Regions from separate parts of the Homo sapiens genome. Here region 1 is linked to region 2. A link is a contact called in ENCODE Hi-C or POLR2A ChIA-PET data. All regions are on one chromosome and are shown on one strand. The core of a region is the stretch at or near the end of the contact, and the rest is flanking DNA. Distances in the headings are between cores, read along the strand shown. Region 1 has its middle 37 kb from the start of NDUFB4. Region 2 holds the start of STXBP5L (syntaxin binding protein 5L).

Region 1 (3,203 bases), core at 455-2,954, 350 kb before region 2:
GACAGTGATGAAGTCCCCAAGAGAAAATCACTGTGAGTAAAGATACTGTGGCAGAGTGGACCAGACTCAACCAGAGCACCTGAATCTTGGAGGACAAGAGGTTCCAGGCAGAGCGTGAGGCTGTCTCTGTAGTTCTCACCTGAAGTCCCTCAACCCCAAATCCTAAGAGTTCCAGTATGTTCTGGAAACGAGGGGGGTGGTCTCAATTAGAAAACAAAAATCAAAACGAAACAAAAACATGTAAACAGAGGTACGGTCATTCTGGAGTTGGTATCTTCTCTAAAAGACCTGGAAGACCCGTCCTGCTGGCCAGGGAGGAGCTGACCATTGGAGGTCAGGGGTTTGGGGGAGGTGGGCAAGAGCGGCGGCAGCCAAGGGGAAGAGGCAGCTGTAGGGTGGCACGGCAGCCCACTCCGAGAACAGAGACGGGGAAAAGGAAAGACATGACTGCACAGCCAAATGTGGCAGAGTTAGCCACTTTTGCAGTATGTTTTAAATTTTATTCAAAGTGTTATATTCTGCCAGATCTTGAAATATTTCAGAGCTCAGCCTGTGGGTGGGTTCAGCTCCATATATTTTTCATTAACATCTACTAGTAGGCCTAGGATAGTACAGAGAGAAAAGAAAGAACCACGCCAGAAACACAGATAACGAAAAAAAACCAGGCTGACAAAAAGATACATAGGGAAAGATACAGGGAGATGCTGAGAAAAGCCGTTTTCTAGGTGCGGAGGAACACAGAGTTCTAGGAAGCAATTTAGTCAAGAGATTCAGGAAAGCCTATTAAGACGGTGTCCTGCGAGACGCTAGTTGCTACCCCAGGTTAGAGATCAGGCGGTCCTGGATTAAGCCTCCCCGAACTGAAAACCGAACAGAAACCGCAAAGCTGCATTGTTTTGTTTGTCCCTTGGTTGGGCTCCGGGCAACCAGCGCGCTGGGGTTCTGACACACTGCCTGAGCGCCCCCTGCTGGCCACTGTGCAGAACTTCACCGTCTGGGCCCAAGGTGAAATCGAATTACGTAATTTCTCGAGCTTTGCACACCCCATTTTTACATTTTTATTTATTTTTTATTTATTTTTGTATTTTCCCAAGCTCCTGGCTTCACTGAAGCCTACTGTCTAATGCCAGCGCTTGAATGCTCTGACTGCCAAGGTCCTAAGGCCCAGTGAGGGCAGTCCTGAGAGACCCAGCCTAATGAGAGTGCACGCAGGGGCTTGGCTGAACATTTATGAAACACGTGCCACATACAAAGTGCTGCGGAAAGGCCCAAAGGGATTTCATTTGGCTTTTCGTCTTCTTGCCTCAAAAGGGAGGCTAGAATTAAACTGCCCTTCTGGGGCCGGGGTGAGAGCCCTTCCCCGCCCAGTTCTGACCTTCGGAGCAGCCTTCCAAAATAAATCCCCAGAAGAGCCTCTCAGGGCACCAGCTGGCGCGCCTCCCTCTTTCCTTTCGTTATCTCTCTCCCTATTCATCTTCTCTTTCTTCTCTGCTTGGAGAGGAGAAATTGCAATGTGCAAAGCCCCTGGGGCGAGAGGGAGAGAAATACAAGTCTCCCCAAATGCCAAGCCTATGTTACTGCTAAGAATAGCCTTTATCTCTGGGAGGAAGCGCAGGAGACCTGGTTCCTGTTTCTCTCTCCCTCTCCCTCCCTCCTTTCTCCCTCTCTTCTCCCTCCCCCTCACACCAGATGAAGGTTGATTATAAAGAGGGCAGTGAGCCTGTCTTTCCTAAAGTGACTGAGACTTGAGTCACAAAGGCTAGAGAGGGGATGTGGGAGGAGAGAATGAGAGTCCAGAGGCAGGGTGGGAGGGAAGGGAGAAGGCAAGAGCAGCATGGGGGAAACAGGAAGAACAGGACACGGGAGTCTGCAGCCAACTGATTGACAGGGGTGGTGGGACCCTCAAGGAGCGTCCCTGAGGTCAGCAGTGGGGGCAACTGGGGCTTTAGGCACGCCCCCCCCCCCCCCCATTCTGGCAGGACACAGGCATCACCTTGAGGGATGGGGACAGGTTTCCAGACCTCTGGCTAGTATATGGGCTCACAGTAAGCAACTCTCATCTCCTCAGAGATTAGAAACCCAAATTATGTCTCTAAAAATCAGGTTCTTTCAGGCTGGGAGTGGTGGCTCACTCCTGTAATCCCAGCACTGTGGGAGGCCGAGGCGGGCAGATGGCTTAAGTTCAGGAGTTCGAGACCAGCCTGGGCAAAATGCAAAAACCCCATCTCCACAAAAAAAAAAAAAAAAAAAAAAAAAAGCAAAAATTAGACAGGCATGGCGACTTGCGTCTGTGGTCCCAGCTACTCAGAAAGCTGAGGTGGGAGGATTGCTTGAGCCTGGATGGCGGAGGTTGCAGTGAGCTGAGATCGTGCCACCGCACTCCAGCCTGGGCAACAGAGTGAGACCTTAAAGGTCAGAGGCACAGGGTGAGAACATCAGAAAGGATTCTCTTTCCTTTGTAATGAAGAATTAAACAGATGTTACAGTTAACTGCCTTGCAGGAGTGACCCTCAGGGAAATGGGGTCACATGCTTTAGTATCTTCATTACCTGCTGGGCCCCCGCCCATTGTTTCTTTCTTTTGTCCACCTTCCCTCCCAGCTTGCCCTCTTTCCTCTTTTCACGAGTGCAGCTTTTTGCCCACACCGTCAGTGATGTTCCCCAGCTCTGGGCTCTGGCTTCCTCCCCTACTCACCTTTCCTGTTGCTCCTGGATCTGCTTTTCCGGTCAGAGTGCTTTTGTGGAAGGAAGGGGAAGAGGATGTTGGCATATCTGCTTGGGGATCCAAATGTCTGATGCCTTGCAGATTTCTAACAGGACTAAGAGATATCTCATAGAGTTTGAGGAGAGTCAGGCTCTAGGTCTTTCTTGACTCAACATCAATCTGCAAAGCACTGCTGAAAAATTACTAGACATCTGACAGCCCGTAAGTTGTATTATCTCCTATCTTGAATAGCCCTTGTCCACTTCTACCATAGAAAAGTATTTTAGTGACTCATGAGTCAATAGGAGCAGAGGGGCCTTGGCAGGCACTGCATAAATACATATTATGGTTATTTATCACGAATGAAGATGGCTCATAAATAACTGAAACGGGCCCAGTTCTGCTTCTGTTGAATAAAAGGAAAAAAACCCACAAACATCAAAGGATAAAAAATAAAAAGGGAACGCTCTGCAGAAGATGACATTACTTTGTGTTCTATA
Region 2 (3,283 bases), core at 446-2,945:
ACAAGGAAAGCAAACTCTTTATCCTTAACTAGCGTCCATACTTTGAGGTGAGCAATGGGCCAGGAAGAAGAGAAGAAAAAAGGTGGAAAAGAGTAAAAAGATACCTGTTGTTAGGGACCCAATACAGAATTTGGAACCCTACCAAGATCTAGTTTGTGTCAGACATATCACTTATTTCCACCATTATTTTTACCCCTTTCAAACATTATGTAATTGGGTACCAACTCATATATCTTTAATAAAAAATATTAATAAACCAACTCTTCAGAACCCTTTACGTGCCTATTTTAAGTGAAATATTGTGCCTGGTGCTAAATAATCTAGGAGAAATATACAATTCCATGCTTGCCTTCAAGAAGGTTACTGTCTAGCTGTGGCAATGAGAGACTACCAGCAGTGTAGGGAGTCCCAAAAGGAGTGAAATAGTCATTCAGGACAGAAAGATTCAACGTTGAGCTGAGGATCTGAAAAACTGAGCTCTATTTCATCTTTACCATTTCTTTGCTATGTCCTTGGACAAGTCATCATCCTTCAAGTCTCCTGCTTCCTCCTTCCCACTCTCTCCCTTGATTGAGAGAAAAGAGAGAGAGAGAAGAGGAGAGGTGAAAAAGAAGAAAAAGAAGAAAAGAAAAAAAGAGGTCAAAGATTGTAAGATGTAAGACAATATTTGAAATGATCACTAATGAGTTCTGTTGTGATGCCCAAATTGAAGTCTCAGTTAGCTGTGACCCGCTGAACTGCCATTCATTTCGCAAAGACATCGGGGTCCAAATTTTCCCGAAGTCAATAGCAGGTGAGGGCTCAGAACCAAATCTATCCTGATACAGTTTTTTTTTCTGCACTGAATAATACATCTTTCAAAATGATTATTGTGACTCACAGAAATAGCTTAAAATATATTCTTGATACGGTTTACAGAGTGAGAAATATTTCTTTAAAGAAATTAAATATCTTTGTATATGTGAGGATGATGGGGAAGGAGTAATTCTACTTACTAGAGAGCAAGGTAAGCAATCAATTCCTTAGGCTCTAGAAGGCTATATATTCTGAAACTGTTGAAATACAATTCTCCTTGGCAGATACGAACCATTAAGCCATTATTGGTAACAGCAGGGGTTAATCACAGATACAAGTTGAGTGCAGGTAGCAGGAGAGTGATGGGAGCCAGATAGATGCTCCTGAAGACCGGGAAGAGGCTCGCAGAAGTGAAAAGGTGCAAAACACTTGCTCAGTTCACCATACTGTCCAGAGCCATACCTAAGGTAAGCAACGCTTCCCGCATCCTCAGACTCCAGGCGTCCAAATTCGCACGCTTGCAGGCATTCTATTGATTCACACTTGAGTCCTTCAACAGGTAGCGCCAATTACATCCCCCAGAGCACGACCCCCAGCATACTGGCCAATACCGCTGTCAATCAAATACCTCACCTACTTCTCTAAATTCCCCCCTCCCACTGTCATTGGCTTTACCTTCGGCCTATCCACAGATTTCTTCTGCCCTGGAGACCACAGAACTTACCCTATCGAATCTAGGATTGGCGCCGAAGCTACTCCCGCCCTTTGACGTCCCCGGGCACCCCGCCCCCTTCACCTCCCAGCTTTGCCGGGGAAGAAGCAGGGCGGGGCAAGCTAGGGGCCGGCCCGGGGGCGGGGCCTGCCTCCCACGGCGGGAGGGCGGAGCCTGCTCTGGAGCCTGACTGCTCGGTTAGGACCTCGGAGAGCGCCAGGCGCCGCGACCAGAGGGCCCAGAGAAGCGGCCGGAGCCCGCCTACCTCGGCCCCCTCAGCTTCCCGGGCTGGCAGGCGGCTAGAGGCGTCTGAGGAAGGTGCCTAAGTCCTGGGTCAGATAGTCATCCCTCTGGGACGCCGCCGCCGCTGCCGCCGTCCAGCTGTGGCTCCCTCGCACCTGTGTGTGTCTGTGTGAGTGTGTGTGTGTGTTTGAGAGAGAGAGAGACAGAGAGAGACAGAGACAGAGAGCGAGCGCACCAGCGCGCGAATGCCCGTGTGAGGGTGTTTGTGTGTGTTCTGGCTGGGAGCGCGAATGCCTCGGCGTGAGGTGTTTGTGTGTTCGCGCGCCCGCGGGCGGGCGAGAGCCCCGCGCCTCAGCGCTGGGCCTGGGGGAGGGACAGCGGGAGCGGCGGCTCTGCGCGCCCAGCAGGCTGAGGCGGGACTCGGGCCGCAGCCGTCGCCGCCACCGCTTCACGTCCCCCGAGAGCGGCTGCCGTGCAGCGGGGAGAGCGGACGGCGGGCGGGCGAACAGGCGGGAGAGCGCGGCGGCGGCTGCGGGCAGAGGTGGAGGGAGGGGAGCAGGAGATGGGGAGAGGGGGGAAAGAGGACGCGGGGAGGGAGATGAGGGGGAGGTGAGGGGGAGGCGGAGGGACAAGTGGAAACAGACGGTGTCGCCGTTCTCCTCCTCCCCCCCTCCCCGGCAGCTGTTGCTGTGGGTCACTCGCAGATGTTTTGGGGTCCGGGCTGCTGGGGGATGGGGACTAGAAAAAGTACCCCCCTCCCCGCCTTTCATAGTGACAAAAAAGGAAGCGTTGAAGCTGATGGGGGAAGAGCCCGGAAGGTGGTGGCAGAGTAAATACCGGCTCCCCCAACGTCGTTTTTCTGAAAATAAAATACTCTGAGCCGAACGTTTCGAAGAAGGAAAGTCCGCCCTTAAGAGAGAGACAGAGTCTTGGTCTGTTGAACTCTGGTTTGATTGTATAATAATGATGATATAATGCTAATGACGATGATGACACTGCCTTTTATTTTTACCCCAGTGCTGATAAAGCGTAGTTACAGCTGGGGATACAGTCCTTGAAAATCTGATGTGTGAGGAGGGAATACTGTTGCTTTTGGAGTTGTGTTATATTTATCTTTTTTTAAAAAGGATATGCTTTTTAGAATTAAAATTTGGCAAAACGAATCCTGACTCTTTTTTTCCAGTCGGTCGTAACCAATGCTCATAAAATGGGGACTGACTTGACTAATGAAAAGAGAAAGGCTTTTACCAAGGTCTAATTGCACGTGTTAAGTCACCTCTTTCCCTTTTTTTCCTTTGTATTTCTCAACAGTGTTTAAAATGAAGAAGTTTAATTTCCGAAAAGTTTTGGATGGCTTAACTGCCTCCTCCCCTGGCAGTGGTAGCAGCAGTGGCAGTAACAGTGGTGGTGGGGCTGGAAGTGGTTCCGTACATCCGGCGGGGACTGCAGGGGTTCTCAGAGAGGAAATTCAGGAAACTTTGACTTCGGAGTATTTCCAGATTTGCAAGGTAAGTTTTGAATTGGCTTAAAGCC

What was found. A loop is a pair of places that touch in the nucleus more often than their neighbours do. ChIA-PET counts read pairs that join two places held with the same protein, here RNA polymerase II (POLR2A). Pooled maps may share reads with other maps.
Region 1: a map of IMR-90 shows a loop between it and region 2 (6-fold over the local background). The contact joins the enhancer-like site here to the promoter of STXBP5L in region 2. A Hi-C loop is called at or near these places in 6 of 168 maps with a recorded cell type or tissue (IMR-90, PC-3, dorsolateral prefrontal cortex and 3 more), 6 of 37 single-sample maps with no recorded cell type and 20 of 50 pooled maps. POLR2A ChIA-PET finds 5 or more read pairs at or near these places in 3 of 52 experiments (WTC11 and endothelial cell of umbilical vein).

The regions. Positions count from the first base shown.
Region 1 is chr3:120,558,112-120,561,314 of GRCh38, forward strand. No RefSeq gene overlaps it. Among named protein-coding and RNA genes, the nearest start is that of NDUFB4, 37 kb to the right of the region's middle. Within about 2 kb of position 1,705, at least 29 of the 41 ENCODE cell types and tissues checked have a DNase peak (open chromatin) inside an H3K27ac peak, as active enhancers do; they include IMR-90, PC-3, dorsolateral prefrontal cortex and 1 more, where a contact is called at or near this core.
Region 2 is chr3:120,906,510-120,909,792 of GRCh38, forward strand. STXBP5L (syntaxin binding protein 5L) reads left to right here and starts at 1,696. Exons shown (of 27, transcript NM_001308330.2): 1 at 1,696-1,825; 2 at 3,062-3,258. The coding sequence starts at 3,070. LOC105374069 (a long non-coding RNA gene) reads right to left here and starts at 1,584. Exons shown (of 6, transcript XR_924399.4): 1 at 1,520-1,584. RefSeq lists a silencer at 1,528-1,767.